Regions from separate parts of the Homo sapiens genome. Here all the other regions are linked to region 1. A link is a loop called in an ENCODE intact Hi-C map of the cell type or tissue named here. Cell type or tissue: mammary epithelial cell. All regions are shown on one strand.

The links. A loop is a pair of places that touch in the nucleus more often than their neighbours do. Peaks named below come from ENCODE experiments on the same cell type or tissue, not always from the same donor. Only the 100,000 strongest peaks of a DNase experiment are listed, where the experiment ranks them.
Region 2: a loop joins it to region 1, with 9 times the contacts of the local background. A loop is called at or near these places in 3 of 110 quality-filtered maps.
Region 3: a loop joins it to region 1, with 6 times the contacts of the local background. A loop is called at or near these places in 5 of 110 quality-filtered maps.

What each region holds. Positions count from the first base shown.
Region 1 is chr5:69,090,624-69,098,623 of GRCh38, forward strand. SLC30A5 (solute carrier family 30 member 5) reads left to right here and starts at 3,391. Exons shown (of 16, transcript NM_022902.5): 1 at 3,391-3,715. The coding sequence starts at 3,633. RefSeq lists silencers at 3,104-3,213, 3,544-3,833, 3,879-4,173 and an enhancer at 3,314-3,413. In mammary epithelial cell, a CTCF peak has its summit at 3,192 (motif pointing right); a DNase peak (open chromatin) is centred at 3,308; H3K4me3 peaks cover 1,442 bases; H3K27ac peaks cover 1,372 bases.
Region 2 is chr5:69,410,910-69,418,909 of GRCh38, forward strand. RAD17 (RAD17 checkpoint clamp loader component) reads left to right here. Exons shown (of 19, transcript NM_133338.3): 19 at 3,122-3,892. The coding sequence ends at 3,383. MARVELD2 (MARVEL domain containing 2) reads left to right here and starts at 4,207. Exons shown (of 7, transcript NM_001038603.3): 1 at 4,207-4,261. RefSeq lists enhancers at 3,984-4,867, 4,868-5,750. In mammary epithelial cell, a CTCF peak has its summit at 4,081 (motif pointing right); DNase peaks (open chromatin) are centred at 4,232 and 5,992; H3K4me3 peaks cover 2,238 bases; H3K27ac peaks cover 3,042 bases.
Region 3 is chr5:69,019,828-69,027,827 of GRCh38, forward strand. All of the region lies in intron 1 of LINC02198 (long intergenic non-protein coding RNA 2198), which reads right to left. Among named protein-coding and RNA genes, the nearest start is that of LINC02198, 6.1 kb to the right of the region's middle. In mammary epithelial cell, a CTCF peak has its summit at 4,517 (motif pointing right); no DNase peak of the experiment used is centred here.

The DNA.
Region 1 (8,000 bases):
TAATATTTAACATCTATTGAGTGACATTTTATACTATTCATAGTGCTACAGGAAAGGGGTCCAGATCCAGACCTCAAGACAGGGTTCTTGGAGCTCATGAAAGAAAGAATTCAGGGCCAGGCTTGGTGGCTCACGCCTGTAATCCCAGCACTTTGGGAGGCCGAGGCAGGTGGATCACCCAAGATCAGGAGTTCGAGACCAGCCTGACCAACATGGAGAAACCCTGTCTCTACTAAAAATACAAAATTAGCTGGGTGTGGTGGCGCATGCCTGTAGTCCCAGCTACTGGGGAGGCTGAGGTAGGAGAATCGCTTGAACCTGGGAGGTGGAGGTTGCAGTGAGCCGAGATCATGCCATTGCACTCCAGCCTGGGCAACAAGAGCAAAACTCCGTGTCCAAATAAAAAAAAAATTCAGGGCAAGTCCATAAAGTGAAAGCAAGTTTATTAGGAAAGTAAAGGAATAAAGAATAAAGAATGGCTACCCCCATAGACATCTCTTAGAATGTCTTAACTGTCTGGGAATACAGCCCAGTAGGTCTCAGCCTTATTTTACCCAGCTCCTATTCAAGATGGAGTTGCCCCGGTTCAAACGCCTCTGACAACAGTTCTGTTAGTCCAAACTGCACCATTTTGTAAGCTCCCCACTAATTTTGCAGACCTTGGTCAAAGTGAAACATTTCACAGGGGTTCGGGGCTGTAAGAAACATCCTGTCTAACCACTTGACCACAAGGCAGACAAAGGCCCAAATAAAGAAACATCCCTATCATATCTTGCTGGGCAAAGTTCCAAGGAATACCATGATGACATCTGCCAGAACAAGGGCCAGAACTGCCTCATCACAGGAACATCTTATCAATATCCTGCCAGGCAGCAAGCCATACTGCCCAGACCCTTACCGCCCATACCTATAAATACCCCCAGCCTATAAGCAGTGGTGGGCTCTGGCATTAAGCTGGTCCCCCACATCTGTAGGTTTTATGCTGGACATAAAGCCTGCATTTACTGTCGAGCCGCCCTCTTTCTGTGTGTGTGTGTGTGTGTGTGTGTGTGTGTGTGTGTGTGTGTGTGTGTCTTTCTTTAACCCTCCTGTTCCCTTCAAAACCTAGCAAGTTCTAGAGACTTTTCACTTATTAACACATGTATAATCCTCCCAACAACCCTACAATATAAATATTACTATTCCTACTTTGCATATAAAAAAAAAACTGTGGCGCAGAAAGGCCAACTAACTGACCCAAGATCCCACAATTACTAAGTGGCAGAGTTGGGATTCAAACCAAGACTGACACAGGAACCCACATTCCTAAATTTTTAGCAACAGAAAAATAACCTTTATAATACCCAGTCCTACTTGTCAGAGGCGTTTGACCCAGAGTGCCTCCATCTTGAATAGGGGCTGGGTAAAACAAGGGGGAGACTTACTCGGCTGCATTCCCAGGAGGTTGGGCATTCTTATTACTATTATTATTTTTTTTTTTTTGAGACGGAGTTTCACTCTTGTTGCCCAGGCTGGAGTGCAATGGCGCGATCTTGGCTCACTGCAACCTCCATCTCCGGGTTCAAGCCATTCTCCTCCTCAGCCTCCCGAGTAGCTGGGAGTACAGGCATGCACCACCCCACCCGACTAATTTTGTATTTTTAGTAGAGACAGGGTTTCGCCATGTTGGTCAGGCTGGTCTCAAACTCCTGACCTCAGGTGATCCACCCGCCTCAGCCTCCCAACTGCTGGGATTACAGGCATGAGCCACTGTGCCCTCTGCCTATGGAGTAGCCATTCTTTTATTCCTTTACTTTTTTAATAAACTTGCTTTCACTTTACTGTATGGACTTGCCTCGAATTCTTTCTTGCGTGAGATCCAAGCTCTCCTGGGGTCTGGATGGGGACCCCCTTTTCAGGTAACACTACCTGACCTGTTTTTACAGATGTGCCTGGATTACACAGTTTCACAGGCAGAATTTAAAGAAAATCAACGCTTTCCTTTTCAAAAAGGAGACAAAACAGTTTGCAGCAACACTTAACAAAATCCTCTTCCTTCTCCTATGTTCTGTCCTCACACAGTTGGATTCCAGGGCCTCTAGCAACAACGGTTACCAGTACTCCAGGCCCCACACAAAAAGCCACAAAAGCAGTCACCTTCCTCCGTTACTTTATTTGATAGATGACCCCAGGCTCCCTGTGGCAAAGAAGAATCCTTTCTTTTTCTTTCTTTTTTTTTTTTTTTCCAGAGACGGTCTTGCTCTGTTGCCCAGGCTGGAGCACAGTAGCATGATCATGCCTTATTGCAACCTTGACCTCCCACGTTCAAGCGATCCTTCCGCCTCTCCCTCCTGAGTGGCTGGGACCACAGGCATATGCCACGCCTGGCTAATTGTTTTTGTATTTTTGATAGAGACAGGGTTTTGCCATGTTGCCCAGGATAAGAATGTTTCTTTAGAAATCTGGAAATTGCCTTTAGGTTCCCTTAGGAGTAGGAGAGAAGGCCATGAAGTTTCGCACGTGGTCACTCCTAGAAAATTGCCCTGGGATAGTTTGCTGAGGAGGCAAATTTTGGTCAATACTAGTTTCTCCTCTCCAAAGTCCATCAAAGGCATTGTTCAAAAGAAATGGCCGTACCACTATTTGTAATTGATTCTCTACAGCTTCAAAAATAGTTATCTCTGGTTGGGGGAAGGGCACGTGAACTTTTAAGACTTCGGGCCTTCTCATCACAAAAATGATCCATACTCACAAAAACTTAGAGGCAGAGGGTATGTTAACCTAGATTAAGAATCTCTAGGCCGAGTGCGGTGGCTCACTCCTGTAATCGCAGCACTTTGGGAGGCCGAGGTGGGTGGATCACCTGAGGTCAGGAGTTCGAGACCAGCCTGACCAACATGGAGAAACCCCGTCTCTACTAAAAATACAAAATTAGCCAGGTGTGGTGGCACATGCCTGTAATCCCAGCTACTTGGGAGACTGAGGCAGGAGAATCGCTTGAACCTGGGAGGTGGAAGTTGCCGTGAGCCGAGATCGCGCCATTGCACTCCAGCCTGGGCAACAGGAGCGAAACTCCATCTCAAAACAAAAAAAAAAAGAATCCCTAACGCAGAGGAAAAGATTGGTGAGCTTTGTTTAATCACACACGCTGTACATTTTCCACGCCCTCCCCCTCTGCCCTACAGGAATCCGCTGTACTTCTGACGGCCCATAGGTGGCACTGTAGGGACAGGTAAGTGCACAGGGAGCGCCACCCGGAGAGGCTGATAGGAGGCGGAGCTTCAATGCGACACAACGTGGCGGGAGGAGCCTAAGGGACGAGGAAAGGCGAGTGTTCTGCTTGCGCAGACGCAAGGCTGGGCACTCCCCCGGGAGTGAGGGTTGCTGGGCCTGATGACGTGGCTTGGCAACGTCCCTACCGCCGCTGCTTCCCGGGAACCTGGCGCCGCCGGAACTGATCGCGGCCTAGTCCCGACGCGTGTGTGCTAGTGAGCCGGAGCCGGCGACGGCGGCAGTGGCGGCCCGGCCTGCAGGAGCCCGACGGGGTCTCTGCCATGGGGGAGTGACGCGCCTGCACCCGCTGTTCCGCGGCAGCGGCGAGACATGAGGAGACCCCGCGACAGGGGCAGCGGCGGCGGCTCGTGAGCCCCGGGATGGAGGAGAAATACGGCGGGGACGTGCTGGCCGGCCCCGGCGGCGGCGGCGGCCTTGGGCCGGTGGACGTACCCAGCGCTCGGTAAGGGACCGATCCGGAAGGCAGCGACCGGCCGGGTCGCTCAGGATGCACTTTCTCCGGCCTCCCTCCGGTCTCCGCTGACAGCCCGGGACGTCCCGGGGTCGGCGCGCCCTCTCCCCCTGCCTGCCTCCCTGCGCGCAGGCTGCCTCCGGGCTCCCCGGGCTCTTCGGGTGCCTGCTGCAGAAGGAAGGCGCTAAAGCCAAAAAGCTTCTGCTTGAATTTCTGGGTTACAAGGCAGACAGTCAGTCTTAGAACTGCCCGCCAGTTCACGTGAGAGGTTTTTCTGATCTGTGAGAAGCCTTTCTCTTGGCTGTTTCTCCCTGAAATAGTCTGGCGACTACTTAACCTTTCTGACGTTTCCCTGCATAAATTAGGGGAAGGTGTCACCATCAGCTCTCTTCAGGCGACGAAACCAAAGTACATACGTGAACTTGGATGTTCAGGGGAACTTGGATGTTCAGATTAACTGAGCACATCGAGGGTCCAGCCCCGTTTTCTTTTTTTATTTTGTTCTTAAATAAGAAATGTGTCCTCGTTGTCAAAAAAAAATCTAAACAGCAAAGCAATTCATAGAGTAAAAAGTGAAAATTCCCACTTCCTCTCTTCAATTCTCCCACCAACCCGAAAAGTAAGGGACCAACAGGTGCAGCGACCACTTTCTAGTGTATCCTTCCTAAGTTCTGAGATAGTGTCGAAAATGCACAAAATACAGCCCTGCAATTTGGCTGGAACTGGTGTTCTTTGCCTCCATTTTTAACGAGTTCTTCCCATTCTGGAATAAATACTTCTTTGATATTTAAAGAAAGTGATAAATGTGATAAATTCTTTAGAACTGTAGTAATAGCATTATAACGTAACTTTTTTTTTTTTTTTTTTTTTTGAGACGGAGTTTCGCTCTTGTTCCCAGGCTGGAGTGCAATGGCGCGATCTCGGCTCACGACAACCTCCGCTTCCCGGGTTCAAAAGATTCTCCTGCCTCAGCCTCCCGAGGAGCTGGGATTATAGACATACTCCACCACGCCTGGCTAATGTTTTGTATTTTTAGTAGAGACGAGGTTTCTCCATGTTGGTGTGGCTGGTCTTGAGCTCCCGACCTCGTGATCGGCCTGCCTCGGTCTTCCAAAGTGCCGGGATTACAGGCATGAGCCACCGCGCCCGCCCAACATAAGCATTTGTTATGAAAAGGGAAGAACACCACATAGGACAGAACTTAAACCAACTGCATTTTTGTAGCATAAATTTAATTTTCTAATCTATTTTGAGCATCTCATTTTGTAAATAACAGCATATCAGATGTTAATTCTTGAGACATGACAACTAAATGCAATAGGCAATTCTGGTCTGATTTGGTAGTAGGGGAAAAGTGCTTTAAAGGATGTTACTGGGTCAATTGACAAAACTGGACTATGGACAGTAGATTAAATAAAAGTTTCATATCAGGCCGGTCGCAGTGGCTCACACCTGTAATCCCAACACTTTGGGAGGCCAAGGCAGGTGGATCATCTGAGGTCAGGGGTTCGAGACCAGCCTGGCCAACATGGTGAGACCCCATCTCTACTAAAAATACCAAAAAAAAAAAAAAAATTAGTTGGACGTGGTATGCGCCTGTAATCCCAGCCACTCAGGAAGTTGAGGCAGGAGAATGGCTTGAACCCAGGAGGCAGAGGTTGCAGTGAGCCGAGATCGCACCACTGCACTCCAGCCTGGGTGACAGAGCGAGACTCTGTCTCAAAAAAAAGCATATCACTTAAATTTCCTGAAGTAGACAGCTCTGCTGGTTTTATAAGAGAATGTCCACGTTCTTGGGAAAAACAAGTATTTAAGGATAAAGAAGCATGAAGTATGTAACTTACTCTCAAATAGTCCAGGGGAAAAAAATACCTCTGTGTGTGCATTCAGAGGGAGAGAGAATAATAAAACACAGGACGATACATTAACAATTACAGAGTCCAGGTAAAGGATATACTACTCTTGTAACTTTTACGTAAACTGGAAATTATTTTTAAATGAGTAGTTTAAAAGTGCTGTTTATTCAAGAGTGTAAAGAGTGTATTGTCTCAGGTAGGGAAATGTGGTAAACAATCCTTTGCTATTTTATTTGTACTACTTACTTAGCAGAGTTGCCCTTCTATTGTAGTTTATTGCAGAATCAAATTCAACTCCTGACTGGTTGAATTTTGATGGATTCCAGGTTGCAAGAGTAAAGGAAGGATGAGGTCCTGGACGGAAAATGTGGAAATTAAAAAGAAGTTTCCCCTCTTAACTCTGCTTACCATTCTCTCATTTAACTCCAATATCCCAAAAGCCAGGCTTCAACCTTCCAGAAGGACCCTTCTGGAAAACTTACCAAATCTCCAGCAATTGTCTAGGTATAAAGTAAACGTAGGCTAAAGCAGGAGGATCACTTGAGCCCTAGAGTTTGAGACCAGCCCTAGTAACACAGTGAGACCCCTGTCTCTACAAAATATAAAAATTAGCCAGGCACAGTGGCAGTGCCTATAGTTCCAGCTACTTGGGAGGCTAAGGCAGAAGGATCACTTGAGCCTGGGAGGTCAAGGCTGCAGTGAGCTATGATCCTATAAGTGCACTGCAGCCTGGGTGACAGTGCAAAACCCTGCCCCGCCTTTCCCCTCCAAAAAAAAACCCCAAAAAAACCCCCACAAAAAACCAACAACAACAAAAAAAAAGTAAATGTATATGTACTAGAAAAAAACAGAACACAAAAAACACCCTTAGAGATTTTAGTTGTTTCTTCCCTTCCTCTCTTTTTCTTTTTTTTTTTTTTTTTTTTTTTTGAGGCGGAGTCTCGCTATGTCGCCCAGGCTGGAGTGCAGTGGCGCGATCTCGGCTCACTGCAAGCTCCGCCTCCCGGATTCGCACCATTCTCCTGCCTCAGCCTCCCGAGTAGCTGGGACTACAGACGCCCACCACCGCGCCGGGCTAATTTTTTGTATTTTTAGTAGAGACGGGGTTTCACCGTGTTAGCCAGGATGGTCTCGATCTCCTGACCTCGTGATCCGCCCGCCTGGGCCTCCCAAAGTGTTGGGATTACAGGCGTGAGCCACTGCGCCCTGCTCTTTCTTCTCTTTTTCTTTCCTTCCCTTCCTTCATTCCTTCCTTTCTTCCCCTTCCCTTTCTTTTCTTTCTGACAAGTTCAGTTCCTCTGTTGCCCAGGATGGAGTGCAGTAAAATAATCATGGCTCACTGCAATCTCAAACTCCTGGGCTTAAGCAATCCTTCCACCTCAGCCTCCCCAGTATGTGAGATTGCAGATGTGCACCATCATGCCCAGTTCATTCTTTAATTTTTAGTAGAGATGAGGTCCCAGTATGTGAGATTGCAGATGTGCACCATCATGCCCAGTTCATTCTTTAATTTTTAGTAGAGATGAGGTCTTGCTATGTTGCCCAGGTTGATCTCGAACTTCTGGGCTCAAGCAGTCGTCCCACCTCAGCCTCCCAAAGTGCTGGGATTACAGGCATGAGCTACCATGCCTGGCCTGGATTCTTTGATTTTTAAAGTTCCAATTAATGAACTGTTGGGCTAAAGATGAAAAACCAGGCTAAGTAACCTATATTGATAAGCAGACATTCCTAGTTCATGTTATGAAGGAAAAACAATGGCGTCGATTTATCAGGACGTGGAGACGGGAGAGGAGAGGAGAGGGAGGCTAATTTTTAAAAACTTTTTGGAGAGACGGGGTCTCGCTGTATTGCCCAGGTTGGTCTTGAACTCCTGGACTCAAGTAATCATTCTGCCTAGGCTTCCCAGGCATGAGCCACCATGCCTGGCCCATCCCCCCACACCCCCAATTTATAAACCATTATTTCCCATTAACTAGTCTTGTCAAAGGTTATCACTGGACTTTTCTGTGAAGGTTTAGAAAATTCCCTGGTTCTCGCCAGGCGCGGTGGCTCATGCCTGTAATCCTAGCACTTTGTTTGGGAGGCCAAGGTGGGTGGATCACCTGAGGTCAGAAGTATGAGACCAGCCTGGCCAACCAGCATGGCAAAAACCCATCTACTAAAAATACAAAAATTAGCCTGACATGGTGGCAGGCACCTGTAATCCCAGCTACTCAGGAGGCTGAGGCAGGAGAATTGCTTGAACCCGGGGGTTCAATCAAAGAAAATTCCCTGGTTCTCTAAACATGGAATTACTGAAATCTGGATTTAGGTTCAAACCTGCCTCTTGGGCTTTGCCTACTGCAGTAGCTCAACAGTTCTCTGGCTAAAAAATAAAAATCAGTGTGTAATTCAAGTTCAATTCATTTAATAAATACTCA
Region 2 (8,000 bases), 320 kb after region 1:
TCCTTCATATTTTCTTATTTTAGAAAATTTAAACAAGCAAAAAATAGATGTCTGTCTATATATATATATATATATATATATATATATACTGTTCATTTTATTGGAAAGTAGCTTCTGTGCCATTATCAGTGATTAACACAAAACTTATATTTCAGTTTGACTTAGCTTATTTGTAAGATCGAATTAAGCACTTAGGAATTGTTTAAAGATTTTAAAAATGGCCGGGCGTGGTGGCTTATGCTTGTAATCCCAGCACTTTGGGAGCCCGAGGCAGGTGGATCACCTGAGATAAGGAGTTCAAGACCAGCCTGGACAACATGGTGAAACCGTGTCTCTACTAAAAATACAAAATTTAGCTGGGTGTGGTGGCACATGCCTGTAATCCCAGCTACTCAGGAGGCTGAGGCAGGAGAATCGCTTCAACCCAGGAGGTGGAGGTTGCAGTGAGCCAAGATCACACCATTGCACCCCAGCCTGGGCAACAAAAGCAAAACTCCATCTCAAAAAAAAGATTTAAAAAAATCTTGCTTACTGAATGCATGGACAAAAGTAAGTGATAGAAATGGCACCTCTGACTCCTCCTACCTTTTCTCCTATTTCTGGTCCCAAATGGAAAACTCCTGTGATGTGAGCTTTTTCCCCCTCTTTACCCTCCAAGATTCATTAAGGCCTTTGTAGTGTTAATGTTTTTTTCTGTATACTGGCTTAGCTATGTGGGGCCCATCTTTCCTATCGCAGAAAGACCATGATGGATGGATCTTGAAGCATCGTCCCACTGGGATGTGATCAGGGCTTACACATTTCATAAACACTGCTTTTCTTCTCACATCCCTCTGAATGAAAGCAGGACCAAGTCTCTTTGATGGCTTCTCTCCCCAACCCCCTAAGATTATGGCATCAAAATAAAGACAAGTATGTTCTATTGTATTTTTGCTCCTGAGATGTATTGAGTTGCTGCAATTTACACAAGGCTAAATTGAATGAGAATCTTCACTATTTTATTATTGGTTCAACTACCTACTTGATGTGACTTGAGAGGCAGTATTTTCTTTTCTTTTTTTTTTGTAGACGGAGTCTAGCTTTATCGCCCAGGCTGGAGTGCAGTAGCACGATCTCGGCTCACTGCAAGCTCCACCTTCTGGGCTCACACCATTCTCCTGCCTCAGCCTGCCGAGTAGCTGGGACTACAGGCGCCCGCCACCACGCCCAGCTAATTTTTTGTATTTTTAGTAGAGACAGGGTTTCACTGTGTTAGCCAGGATGGTCTTGATCTCCTGACCTCGTGATCCGCCCACTTCGGCCTCCCAAAGTGCTGGGATTACAGGCGTGAGCCACCACGCCTGGCCACGAGAGGCAGTATTTTCAGTGCTATATATTACAATGACTGGTACTATCTTTTATTTATGTTGACCATATTTAAAACCATTGTTCATATGTTTAGTATTTAGTATTAAATATTAATACTTAATATTTAATAGGTGTTTAATTTCCTGTAATTCAACCTACACGTTATTTTTGCCCATTTAGCTTTTTTTCAGCTTTTACTATCCCAGCCTTATAGATAAGTCATCATGCACTTCAAATACTATTTACTTAGGGTGAATTCCTACAAATGAAATTGCTGGATCAATAGGTATATACCTTTTGGGGCTTTTCCTCTTTATTGCCAAATTGTTGGCAAGAATATTTTGCCAGTTTTGTATCCACTTACAGTGTATCAGTATGTTCTTTTCTCCTAACCCTTGCCACCACTGGGTTTTAAAAGTATCTTTGCCAGTTTAGAAGATGACAGTAATAGGCCAGGCGCAGTGGCTCATGCTTGTAATCCCAGCACTTTGGGAGGCTGAGGTGGGTGGATCATCTAAGGTCAGGAGTTCGAGACCAGCCTGGCCAACATGGTGAAACCCTATCTCTGCTAAAAATACAAAAACTAGCTGGGTGTGGTGGTGCCCGCGTGTAATCCCTGCTACTCCAGAGGCTGAGACAGGAGAATCGCTTGAACCTGAAGTGGAGGTTGCAGTGAGCCAAGATCGTGCTACTGCCCTGTAGCCTGGGTGACAGAGCAAGACTGTCTCAAAAAAAAAAAAAGATGACAGTAGTAGCTCATTATGTTAATTTTCATTTTTAAAATTACAAATTAGATTTAACAATTTAGGAACCATTTGTATTTGTTTTATAAGTTGTCCATGTTTGTGCCCATTTTTCTATTTCATTTTTTCCTTTTTAATTTGTAAAAATTCTTTACTGAAGGCTGGGTGTGGTGGCTCACACTTGTAATCCCCGCACTTTGGGAGGCGGAGGCAGATGGATCACCTGAGTTCGGGAGTTCAAGATTACCCTGGCCAACATGGTGAAACCCCATCTCTACTAAAAATACAAATTAGTTGGGCATGATGGCATGTGCCTGTAATCCCAGCTACTTGGGAGGCTGAGGCAGGAGAATCGCTTGAACCTGGGAGGCAGAGGTTGCAGTAAACTGAGATTGCACCACTGCACTCCTGCCTGGGCGATAGAGAAAGACAGTCTCAATGAAAAAAAAGAAAAAAGAAAAATTCTTTACTGAAGACATTATTTCTTTTTATTTTTAGGTGTTTTTGTTGTTGTGGTTTGGTTTGGTTTTTTTGTTTGTTTGTTTTTTGTTTGGAGACAGAGTCTTGCTCTGTCGTACAGGCTGGAGTTCAGTGGCACGAGCTTGGCTCACTGCAGCTTCTGCCTCCTGGGTTCAAACAATTCTCCTGCCTCAGCCTCCTGAGTAGCTGGGATTACAGATGCGTGCCACCACGCCTGGCTAATTTTTCTATTTTCAATAGAGATGGGTTTTTGCCATGTTGGCCAGGCTGGTCTTGAACTCCTGGCCTCAAGTGATCTGCCTGCCTTGGCCTCCCACAGTGCAGATAGTACAGGCATGAGCCATCGTGTTCAGCTCCTTTTTGTATTTTAAGTTGTAGGAACTTATTCAGTTTGTCATTTACCTTGTAGTTTTGTTTTTATAGTTAAAGGGACTAGCTAAACAGCACAATGTAGGTAAATGAAAGATGGCTTCATAATCATCACACTCATGGTGTAATTTAAAAATCTTCTCCTTTGGTTCTTATTAATGCCTGCACTGTGAATCTGACAGATTGAAAATGGAAGCCCTGACTGACAGGGAACATGGAATGATAGACCCTGACAGCGGAGATGAAGCCCAGCTTAATGGAGGACATTCTGCAGAGGAATCTCTGGGTGAACCCACTCAAGCCACTGTGCCGGAAACCTGGTCTCTTCCTTTGAGTCAGAATAGTGCCAGTGAACTGCCTGCTAGCCAGCCCCAGCCCTTTTCAGCCCAAGGAGACATGGAAGAAAACATAATAATAGAAGACTACGAGAGTGATGGGACATAGAAGCCAGCCTGCTAATCAGATTGCTACTTCACAGCTTCATTTTTGTTTCATTCAGTGGTACTTCAGCAGAGTTAATATGCTTTTCTGATGAATTACACAACAGTTTGTTAATTCTTCATTCTTGTAGTATTTCATCACAAGAAACCTACTCTTCTGTCATCTTGAAGTAAATAGAAGATCAAGCCTTCAAATCTCTTAATTTTTTCGGTATTTATTAAATCTGTGAGTGGTTTAAGGAGCGGTCAGTGTGTATAAAGTGTGTTTGAACATTATGCCAAATATCAAGATGTGAAGGACTAATTCAGGATGCAAAAACGTTATTGGGGGGTTGTAAATATCAACTATTCAACAGTTTAGGATGCAATTACGAGTGTAAACTGTGTGCCTTATTTACACTTTATTGTCTCCCGCTTCTCAGATAGTTTTGATGTGTTGTACAGTGGAATATCTTAGATACTTTTTGGAAAGTATTTACATAAGTTATATCACAATTAAAATGTTGAATTTAATTTTGTTTCTCCTGTCTTTTAACATTATCTAGCACGCACTCGCTGCCATGGGTCCTTAAGCACAGTGCACCAATCTCCCTCCCCCAGTGTCAAACTTTTCAAAAGATAGGGAAGAGGATGGCAACGTTGCGATGAGAACTGTAAACTCTTTCCAAAAGAGCCCAGTGTGTGGTCATTGCCGCGACGTGCCGGCTGGTGGCACCGAGCAGCCTGGGCCCAGAGCGGTTGTCGGGCCGACAGATCCGGGCGGGGCAAAGCCGGGCGGGGAAAGCTGGGCTCGTCCCGTCCCGGCCCCGCCCCCACCCCGGGAGCCCGATACCGGTTTCAGAGTCCTGGGCAGCGTGCGCGCTCTTCCTGGCGGCTGCGCAGGTAAGTGGGACCGGGGTGGGGCCACGTGACCGGGAGAGGAGGGCCCGGCGGCCCCCGGCCCAGGTGTGCTGCGACGGACGGCTGCCCGCGCTCGGCGCTCAGCCTGCCATAGCCCGCGGGGGAGGCCGGAGCCAGGGATCCGGGGAGGCCCGCGTCCCGCCAGGTTTCGCTCTGCGGACGCAGGTGCGGCCGAGCCGCCGTCCTTCCGGGCGCGGGGCGGGGCGCGCACCTCGGGGCGATCTCGGTGCTCCTTACCTGGGAGGTCTCCCGGCTTAGTTTCGGCCTCGTTGGGTCGGAATCTCCAAAGACAGTGGGTTTCAGCCAGAAACGCGAAGACGAACGCCTAGCCGGCGCGGGCAGAACCGAGGACACAATGAGATTTGTGGGACCGGGCGCCCAGAGGCTGGCGCGGGGGAGACCCCACAGCTAAAATGCTCGGTACCCCCGGGCAGTCGTGGGTTAGTTAGAACCGCAGAGCCTTTCCCGACCCCTCGGAAGCGCAGAAGTATCCGAAATCTACCCGTTTCTTGGGTCCAGCAAAACTTTTAAGCCAGGTAAACCGGTGGTTCTGTTTGTGTAAAGGTGACCAGGCATGATTCCTGTGACACTTTGCTGGGGCAGCCATTTCTCCTGCCATTGCCGCGGCTTTCCAAGATGAGTGTCCAAGAGTGGAGTAAGGGTCCGGGGCCTGAGCAGGACAAAGACACACGCTGCCGCGACCTGCGGGACCAGAACGAACTCTCAGTGACATCTTGAAAGACATTAGGGGTATCCAGATATTTAAGATGTAATGAAATACAGCTAACCATTCCCTTCTAAAAATCACATTATCTTGCTTTTCCACAACTCTTTAATAATTGCTTGTTTTTTCTTTAAAAATGGATAGGGTGGTTTGATTCAAATAAGCCACTTCACAGGTGAAGAGTTAAATCCATTACAGTGAATCGTATTTTTACCAGTGAGTTGAATTAAGCATAGCGTATCCTGTAAATGCTGTGTAAAACTTGCTAAAATCATTTGTTGTGCTTTTGCTTCTACATTTCTTAGGAATGTGTTTCAAAAACTAGAGTCGTAATAGCATTTCTAGAACTTACACTTTTTTAGAGAAAGAAAGAGAAAGGTACAAAAATAACTGATTGTTATAATATACAGAGCCGCTTTGCATTGGGCACCCTGCTGGGGCCATCACAGTTAATCCTCTAAGGTCGGAGTGCCCTATTAGAAGACCCTGGGTTTCCACCGCATTCCCTTGTCTCCAGTCTGTACATACCCTGTGTGCCTTGCTTGCCCTCTTAACGTCTCTACCTGGATTTTTAACGCATCTGAAACACTCTTCAGTCTGCTGCTCCCCAAGGCTAAGCTGGAGGGGTGGAGAATGAGGTATAGATAGATAAAATGATCAGATGTCTGGGGTTTACTTCAGAGGACTCTATTGGCAGAGGAAATAGTATGGGGAGTATAAATGAAACAAGTTTGGCCATAAATCGATAAGTGTAGAAGCTGGATGTGGGTACACAAGGGTTCATAATGCTATTCTTTCTACTTTTTATTATGTTTGAAAAATTCTATAATAAAAATTTTAAATACCTGTCTAGCATTTGACCTCTTCTCAAGATCTCAGTGATCCATTGGATTATTTCAATGGCCTAGCCAGTCTTCCTGTTTTACCTCTTGCCTTCTGGAGTGTACTCTCAACACAGCATCCATAGTGATACTGTTAAAACAAGTCAAGTCATGTCACTCCTCTATTCAGAATCCTCCAGTGGCTTCTCATCTCACTCCTAGCAAAAGACAAAGTCCTTTCTTTCCAGTGGTTTTCAAGGCCCTACATGATTCAGATGGCCTCAGTTCTACTATTCACCTTCTTACCCACTTTGCTGCTGCCACAGTAGCTTCCATGCCTAAATATTTCTTGAACATACCAGGCACTCCTGCTTCAGGGCATTTGCGCTAGCTATTCCATCTGCCTGAACACTTGTCCCTGATAATGGCCTGGCTTCCTCCTTCACCTTCAGTTCTATACTCAGATATCCCTTTCTCTGTGAAGATTTCCCTGCCCACTCGGTTTAAGATGGTAACATCCTGTCCCCATTGCAGTCTTTACCCCCTTTCTCAACTTTGTTCTTTAGCATACTGTATATTTCATTTATCTATCATCTGTCAATCTGCCCGGCACTCCCCCGGTTAAAGCATCATGAAGGCAAGGATTTCAGTCTGGTTTGTCCACCAGTATACTTTCAGCATGCCTGGTGCAAGGCAGGTTAAATGAAGGGTCTTCGTTTTCCAAAGTAAAATAAAATAAAGCCTTAGGAATTTCCAAATTGTTCAACAGTATAAAGATGGGGTTATCAGACCAGGTGCAGTGGCTAACGCTTGTAATCCCAGCACTTTGGGTGGCCAAGGCAGGAGGATCGCTTGAGCCCAGGAGTTCAAGACCAGCCTAGGCAACATAGTGATACTTAATGTCTACTAAAAATTTTAAAGAATTAGCGGCCGAGCGTGGTGGCTCACACCTGTAATCCCAGCACTTTGGGAGGCCGAGGCGGGTGGATTATGAGGTCAGGAGATCAAGATCATCCCGGCTAACATGGTCCCCATCTCTACTAAAAATACAAAAAATTAGCCGGGCGTGGTGGCGAGCACCTGTAGTCCCAGCTACTTGGGAGGCTGAGGCAGGAGAATGGCATGAACCTGGGAGGCGGAGCTTGCAGTGAGCCGAGATGGCACCACTGCACTCCAGCCTGGGCAACAGATTGAGACTCTGTCTCAAAAAAAAAAAAAAAAAGAATTAGCTGGGTATGGTGGCATGCACCTGTAGTCCCAGCTACTCAGGAGGCTGAGGCAGCTGGAGTGCTTGAGCCAGGGAGATTGAGGCTGCAGTGAGCTATGATTGTGCTCCTATGCTCTGGCCTGGGAAACAGAGTGAGACCCTGTCTTAAAAATATTAAATAAATAAAACAATAACAAAAAAGATGGGGTTATCCATTTTAATTTTGAGACCTTCATAGTATCAAGTACAATACCATGTGCCCAGTTTAAGTCTTCAATAATGAGTCTTGGCAGGGTGTGAATGAAAAAATTTTTTTAAGTCTTCAAACAAAATACTTATAAACAATTCGAGAGAGAAATTCAGCATACCTTAAAACTAGTAGTTAATTCACAAATGGTTTCCTTCTTTCTGTATATGGGTGCAGAGCATTGATTTCATGAATCAACAGGCTTAGTAAAAGTGCATTTTCTATGCTTTATTTTTGAGGTGGATTGAATACCTTCTGAGATACTTGAGTCTCTCCTTGGGAACAGTAAATCACCTGAATTGCCCTCGAAAGAGTAATAGTAATGGTCATTGCTGCCATTCTCTATTGTGCCTTGGGGGAGCCTTAGCCTTTGGTGATGTTGTCTCTGAGATTCAACTTTTTTACATCTAGTTTCAATTGTTAATATTTTAGACTGGAAGAAGCAAGTCCTCTAAAATGACTTTGTTGATTTAGGAAGGGGAAGGGCTGTGCATACCCTGTGTTTTAACAGACTGCCTCTCCTAGGCTATTCCAAGTGAAAATGAAGAATATTTGCTGACCCATCAAATTTCGCTACACTCAAACTCTTAGTATTTTGATTTAGATGTTTGAGGAAATGACTCTACTTGGGAGTGTGTTCGCGTTCTGTTGTGTTAAAGTTTTGTCACTTTTGTTTTTTATTTTATTGTTTAATAGGGCTCACAGATAAATTAGATTTATAA
Region 3 (8,000 bases), 71 kb before region 1:
AATGGGTAGCGAGGTCATTTAGGGAGAGCAGGACACAAATCCAGCAGACGATGACAACTTGCTTGATGTGTAGAGAGAAATGTGTGAAACACGTGTTCTGAAATCCCAGACTAAGCAACTCTGGCTGGATCACTTTACGAACCTCAAATTCAGCCCAGATTCATAAATCCTTGAAGAAAATTCAAGCCAATTTTGGAGTTTCTGACAAGCTCCAGAGGCTGAATGGATCAGGCACAATTTCACTTGGTATTTAGGATTATTGAGTCTAACCTGAAACCTAATGCAAATTCATGGAACACAAACTCCTTACAAATTGAATAGATGCAAATACAAAGGGCTTCTGAGCCATCTGGACTGCACATGCTGAATGTTGGAAGTTTTTCCATCTCAATAACATGGGGGAGGCAGGGAGAACTAGGCTGGCAAGTTCTCCCCATCACCGACTCTGCAATGTAGTACATTTGCCACTCCTGTGAATTTGCATTATTTCAAATAGTGCAATACACAAAGTAATAATAATAAAGTTTCACTTTGTGACCAAAATTTAAAACATATGAATCTCCTTAAATGTGGAAATTTGTCAAAATTTGCAAAATTTCAAGGGGGCAGGCTGAGAAGTTTGTAAGCTGTGTTTTTGTTACTGCATTGGAAAGTGTCACTTTAACGGGTTACAGAAATACCTGCCATCGTTAATCAACAAGCACTGTTGTGCAGGCACAACCACACTTCGGCCAATGGTCTTAGTGGCCATCAGGGTCTTATTTTAAATTTCACAGTAGTTAAGAATTAAAGTCTTTTGAATAGTCTATAACAGTGTCATCCAACAGCTCATGTAAGTGATGGCCCTACTGCTGAAAAACGTGCTGGAAAATCAATAGCTGTGGACTGGAAGTTAGATGTGATAAAAAGTTATGAGGAAGGCCAGATATCAACCTTGATATGCTCTGTTGTTAAATTAAGAGGGAGCACTGTGTAAATGATGTAAGGCTGAGAAAACAAAGGCAAAAATAGACCACAATAGGTGTGGGGCTTTGCACTTTGAAGACACATCCCTTCTACTTTACTTCTATTTCTATGGGAAAATTAACTTGAAATTGTGCAAGGTTTGAATTAGGCAAGATCTTTAGGAGCATGTCTTTTGAATTAAAAGCCACCATCCCGTATTTTCTTAATAACTTTACTGAAATAGATACGTCATAAATATATATTTTTATGCCATAAAAATAAATGTATGCCATAAGATTCACTCCTTCTACATGTATAATTCAATGATTTTTTAATAAATTTACTCACTTGTGTAACCATCCACATCGTCTAGTTATATTTTTTATTTTTTCCAGTTTTTATTTTTATTACGCTAGTAAGATCTCTCAATGCCCATTTACAATTAATCCTCATTCCTTCCTCCAACCCCAAGCAACTACTAATCAACTTTTTCTCTTTTAGATTTGCTTTTTTGGACTTTTCACACAAATGGAATCCTACAATATGTGGGTTTTCTGTCTGGCTTCTCTCACTTAGCATGATGTTTTTGAGGTTGAGCATCCATGTTATCACATGTATCAGTATTTTGCTCCTTTTTGTTACTGAATAGCATTCCGTTACATGGATCCTGTAGCAGTTTTTTTGTTTGTTTGTTTGTTTGTTTTGGTTTGGTTTTTGGCTTAAATTTAGATGGCCCAAAAGTATAGCCACTTCTTACTGTGTGTCAGATGTGGCTATGAAAATGTGTGGTAGATACTAATCAAATATGGCCTCCAACAATTCTTCCCCTCTCTGTATACAGATTGAGAGGTGGAGTCTATTTCTCCTCCCCTAGAATCTGGGCTGGCCCTATCACTTGTCTTGTCCAAAAGGATGTAGCACCAGCTGGTGGGGCATGGTGGCTCATATCTGTAATCCCAGTACTTTGGGAGGCTGAGGCAGGCAGATAGCTTGAGCTCAGAAGTTTGAGACCAGCCTGGGCAACATGACAAAACCTCGTCTCCACAAAAAAATTTAAAGAAATTAGCCGGGTGTGGTGGCATATGCCTGTGGTCCCAGTTCCTTGGGAGGCTGAGGTGGGAGGATGGCTTGAGCCCAGGAGGCGGAGGTTGCAGTGAGCCAAGATTGCACCACTGCACTCCAGCCTGGGCAACAGAGCCAGACCCTGTCAAGGGAAGCGAAGGGGAGGGGAGGGGAGGGGAGGGGAGGGGAGGGGAGGGGAGGGAAAGGAATGGAATTCTGAGACTTCTAAACCCAGACCTTAAGAGAATTGCAAATTCTGCTTCCTCTTCTTAGAAGCCAGCTGTCATGCTGTAATGAAGCTGGCGCTACCCAAAAAGATATGTTGAAGTCCTAACCTCTGGTACCTATAACTGTGAGCTTATTTGGAAATAGGCTCTTTGCAGATGGAATCAAGTTAAGATGAGGTCACTAGGGTGGGACCTAATCCAGTTTGACTGGCATCCTTATGAGAAAAGGAAAGTCATGTGAAAACAGAGATGCACAGCAAAAATGTCACATAGTGACAGAGGCAGAGATGAGAGTGACACAGCTGCAAACCAAGGAATGCCAAGGACTGCTGGCCACCACCAAAAGCTGGGAGACAGGCATGAACCAATTCTCCTCCAGAGCCTTTGGAGGGAGCACAGCTCTGTTGACTCCTTGATTTCAGACTTCTGGCCACCATAACTGTGAAAGAATCAATGTCTGTCATTTTAAGCCATCCAGTTTGTGGTGTTTTGTTTGTTAAGGCAGCCCTAGAAATTAATACCCCTGTTCAGGAGCTGGGATTTTACTCTGGGTGCAAGAGAAATTCCTGGAGCTCCAAGCAGGGGTGTGGCATCATTTGATTTGCACATGGAAAATGCATGTGTGTGGTCTCAAGAAGAGCTGATCAAATAAAACAGGGAAGCCAACTGGAGGTATACAATGTTGGTGACCATAACCAGGGTGGTGACAGTGGCCTTGGTAAAAATGCACAGATTTGGAAGATATTTTGGAGACAGATCAGCATGACTTGATGGTGGATCAGAAGTGAAGAATGAAGGAAAGAGGTCTCAAGGACACATATAGATTTTTGGATGACATCTAAGGTTTTTGCCAATTCTCAGAGCTTATGGCATCCATGAGAAGAGTGTTTCTGTGTCTGGAGATGCCATAGGTGAATTCCTGGATGATTCCAGGAGTGAATGTGGGTGCATCAGAAAATTTCACCCATCTTGGCCCCACTATTTGGTTCCCACTGTGAGCCAGTGCTGGCTGGTCTCCCTCAGTCCAGCTGCCCAAAAGTAATAAATAATCCCTTCATGTTTGTCTCATCAATAAATATATTCTTTTTTTTTTCCAGAAAAAAGAGAAGAAGAAGTTGAGGCTAGACTACTGGATAAGATATCACAGGCAGAAAGCTCTGCACAATATGAGGCCATCTTGGATGTTCCAGCTCCAGCCAAGCTCCCAGCTGAATACAGCTGCATGAATGACCACAGCTCCACCACATGGAGCAGAGAAACCACCGAGCTTAGCCCAGTCAACTCACATAATCATGAGAAATAATGCATGATAGTTGCTTTGAGCCACTCCATTTTGGTTGTGTTTGTTTGTTTGTTTGAGATGGAGTTTTGCTCTTGTTGCCCAGGCTGGAGTGCAATGGTGTGATCTCGGCTCACTGCAACCTCTGCCTCCTGGGTTCAAGCGATTCTCCTGCCTCAGCCTCCCGAGTAGCTGGGATTACAGGCATGTGCCACCACACCTGGCTAATTTTGTATTTTTAGTAGAGATGAGGTTTCTCCATGTTGATCAGGCTGGTCTCAAACTCCCAACCTCAGGTAATCCGCCCACATCGGCCTCCCAAAGTGCTGGGATTACAGGTGTGAGCCACTGCATCTGGCCAGCTTTGGTTTTTTATGGTGTGTTATGCAGCATTGGTAACTGAAACATCATGATTTCACCAGTCTTTCTCCTTCCCTTAATTCTTGTTAATTATGTTCTCTTTTAATTTTTATAGTTTTATTCCATTCTATGGAGATTTCTAGTGGACCCTAAATTTAACATCACTTTCTTGGCTGTTTGTGGCACATTGAAGAGTTTTATGTCAATCTGCTTCCTGATATTCATATGCTGAAATCTTGGGACAACATTTTCTAAATGGTCTGAAGAGAATCGCCTGGAGAGCTTTATAAAAATTGATTCTCCATTCTCCCCTCCACGCCCTCACAGTGATGGATAAGAAACTGGTATCCAGCTGCTCCCGAAACAGTGTACAAGTTAATTTGATAATCTCACCAAGAAAGCTATTTCAATAACTCAATTAAGTATTTCCTGAATTTTGATTAAAGGAAAAAACAGCATGCTAAACCCTATGCATAAAGATACAAAAACTATCAAAATATAACCCTTACCCTCAAAAAGTTTATAATTAGATTGCAAAAAAAAATGCATGGCAATATGTGATTAACATTCAATCAACCCTTGAAGTTGACTAACAAATCGCCCTTCAAGTTTCACCCTCAGCATGCCCTTTGAGTTGTCCAACTCTAGGGGGCACCATTCACAAAGAAAACCACATGAACGGTGCCTCCCTAGAGCTGTTTAACAGACTGCATTCAATTGCAAAGATAAAAAGGGCTATGACTATTCCTGCATATAGTTCAAGAGTTGGAACTTGTTGCTCATCTTTGTCGATTCACATTCTCCGCCCAGCACCTGGCACAACACGGGTGCTCAATAAAGCTAAGTCAGTGAACATCACTGAGATGACAAAATTTCAATGGGCTTTGGTGGTCAAGGAAGCCTTCATGAAGGAGAGGAGAGGAGACTGAAGGAGGAGAGGAAACTGAAGTTGGACACTGGAGAAAGGGATGAAGTGAAAGAGGCATCATAGGAGCTAAATAGGCCTAATGAAGCGTTGCTTCCTTCAATGGAGAAGAAATCCTCAATGTGGAACTAGATGAATACACTGATCAGCAAATACCACTGGATTCATGCTTACCCAGGAGCCTTAAAAACTGCCTTCCTCAATTCCAGTCATCTGCATGCACCTCAGATAAGATAAAGATACAAAGAGGAAGAAAGTAAGTGCCACCATAACAACACCCCACATGGAAGGGTCTATCTCCTGCTTTGAGCAACACAGTTCTCTAGAATCACAGATCAGGGGAGTCCAAGGACTCTCTTTACAGTTTTTTTTGTTTTTGGGGGGGTTTTTTTGGTTTTTTTTGAGACGGATTCTCGCTCTGTCGCCCAGGCTGGAGTGCAGTGGCGCGATCTCGGCTCACTGCAAGCTCCGCCTCCCAGGTTCACACCATTCTCCTGCCTCAGCCTCCCGAGTAGCTGGGACTACAGGCACCCGCCACCACGCCCAGCTAATTTTTTGTATTTTTAGTAGAGACGGGGTTTCACCGTGTTAGCCAGGATGGTTGATCTCCTGACCTTGTAATCTGCCCGCCTTGGCCTCCCAAAGTGCTGGGATTACAGGTGTGAGCTACCGCGCCCAGCCTACAGCTTTTTAAATTGGAGTGGCAAGAACTACAGAGCTGCAATATTGAGCTATGTCTCCATCTCATTGTACCTCTGCTGTATTTGAATGGGAGCTCCCAAAAAATGAGACTAATCCTAATTTCTCATCTTCTGATATCATCAGAGTCTGTAGAGGACTTCAGATGGCTGAGAAGCCAAGCGAAGTCTGAAGAAGACATGTGTTTGAAGCAGGAGGCACCCAAAGATGGTCACACAACTTTAGTTGGAGCCCCCAGCACTCGATGGCAAAACATAATGCTTCCATGCTGGTTTGAGAGGCTGCTCAGGCATAGGTCAGAAGAAATGCGTGCTCAGGAAAATATGCGAATTAAAATATAAAATACATCCCCCAACATGAACCCTCTGTCAGCAGGCTGATATAGACTGCTACCACGTCATATCAGTGGCTAGACTGTTAAGTAGGTGAAGATCTAAAGCAAGGGTATCTTATTGACTCATGGGTTTACAGACCCTTCCTACAAAACCAACAAGTCCCTGAGAAGGAAAAACAAGCATAACTTTCTATTGGTCTAAGACAAAGTACAACTCAGCCATGGGTGACATTCTGTGCAAATGCCATGGACCAATTTCTACAGTGTTCATGAGTCTAGAGTGGGAGGAGTGGGTGGGAGAAGGTGGGCCCTGTGCAATTTGGATACTTCACAAATGTGAAATATTTATTTGTAATTTATTTATTATTTGTCCCAGACAAATGTGGCCAGGCCTAAGGTATTACAAATAAATATTCTAGAGAAAGTTGTTGTGTTAGGCACAGAGGTTGTGACCAGGACACCCACTGGAAGAAATGAAATGGGAAGAGAGAACCAAGCATGTATGGCTGAGCCCCTTCTGGGGACGGCATCTTTCTTTCACAGTGGCCCCTTCTTGGGAAGTAGGCATTGTCTTCCACACACAGTAAGCTGCCACCTTGCTGTGCTGGCCCAGATCTGCCCACGACTCTTTCAGTAAGTGTAAGTTTCATTCCCCAGTTACCTCTATTAGGAACAAAGCTGTTCTTCATCAATTTATTCCATGTTTCATTACCCAGGAAAGAGGGGTGTTGTATATGCTCCTTCCAAAGCCCCTAGAGTGACCTTCTGGCCCTCCCATGCCTTCTGAGGAAGAATCAGAGAAAAGACTTTGCTCTGTCTAACTTCTGGAAACTGTTGCAATGATCTCAGTGTTGGGTAAAATGAAAAGCTGGAAGAGCCCAAGAAAGGTCAAATTAATTTACTCATGAGAAAGAGTATGGAGCTCATCTGGAAAGAATATAATAGACCTCGGAGGTGAGAGGAAAAATCAAAGGGCTAGAGTTTACAGAAAAGAGGCTGCAGAGAGACATTGAGAAGCAGCTAGGGTGCTGAGGTGGCCTTCAGGAAGAGAGATCTATAAAGATGATCCCGGGTGGTGCAGTTATCCTTTGGCTCCCTCTCCAAGAGGCATCTGTCTTGATCAACATACGTTGTTTTTCAAGGTGGGTGATTTTTTCAGCCAGACTTGGATTTCCTTTGGATGTCTCAGTATGCTGAGAGTGGCGTATAGGACAGCTCTGTTTCACTCAAGTTATAATACATTGGGACTGGCTAAAAAAGATAAAGGAAAGGGAAACATTTCCCAGAGTGCTTTGCAGAACACTGGTACCCACTTAGAGATTTACAATGGATATTAACATTCCAGTCAAGGTTCTGGAAAAATGGTCAGCAAAAGAGCTTATATGTCTTTAATCAGCAGCTCCCAAATGTAATGTGCCACAGAGCTTTTTTCATGTAAGACATCTTGAGAACCCTGGCACAAAGGACAAAACAATAAGATTCAAAATTACTGCTTGGTGATATGAGGAGAGAGCACATTAGATATTATCAAAAGAAAATTATAGCATTCATATGTCTGCCTATGAAGAAACTGTTTTAACTTCAGCTTCAGTTAAAAGTTAACTGTTGGCCAGGCATGATGGTTCACGCCTATAATCCCAGCACTTTGGGAGGCCGAGGCGGGCGGATCACCTGAGGTCAGGAGTTCGAGACCAGCCTGACCAACATGGAGAAACCCTGTCTCTACTTAAAATACAAAATTAGCCAGGCATGGTGGCACATGCCTGTAATCCCAGCTACTTGGGAGGCTGAGGCAGGAGATTCACTTGAATCCGGGAGGCAGAGGTTGCAGTGAGCCGAGATCACACCATTGCACTCCAGCCTGGGCAACAAGAGTCAAACTCCATCTCAAAAAAAAAACAAAGTTAACTGTTTTAATGTTAACTTCAACCAAGAGGAACTCCTGTCATAAAAGAAATTGGATGGAGGAAAGGAAGTTGGCGGAGAGGGAGGAGGTGACGAGAAATCATCTGCCATGGCCACAAGAGAACGGGAGAGTGCAGCTCTTGCAGAAAAAGAGCTAAAGACACAAGTCTCCTGCTTGTTGGAGAGAAAAGAAGCTTTGCACAGGCAGGGCCAATGTATGCTACATTAGAGGGAAGCCTTCCATGAAATCAATAGAGGAAAACA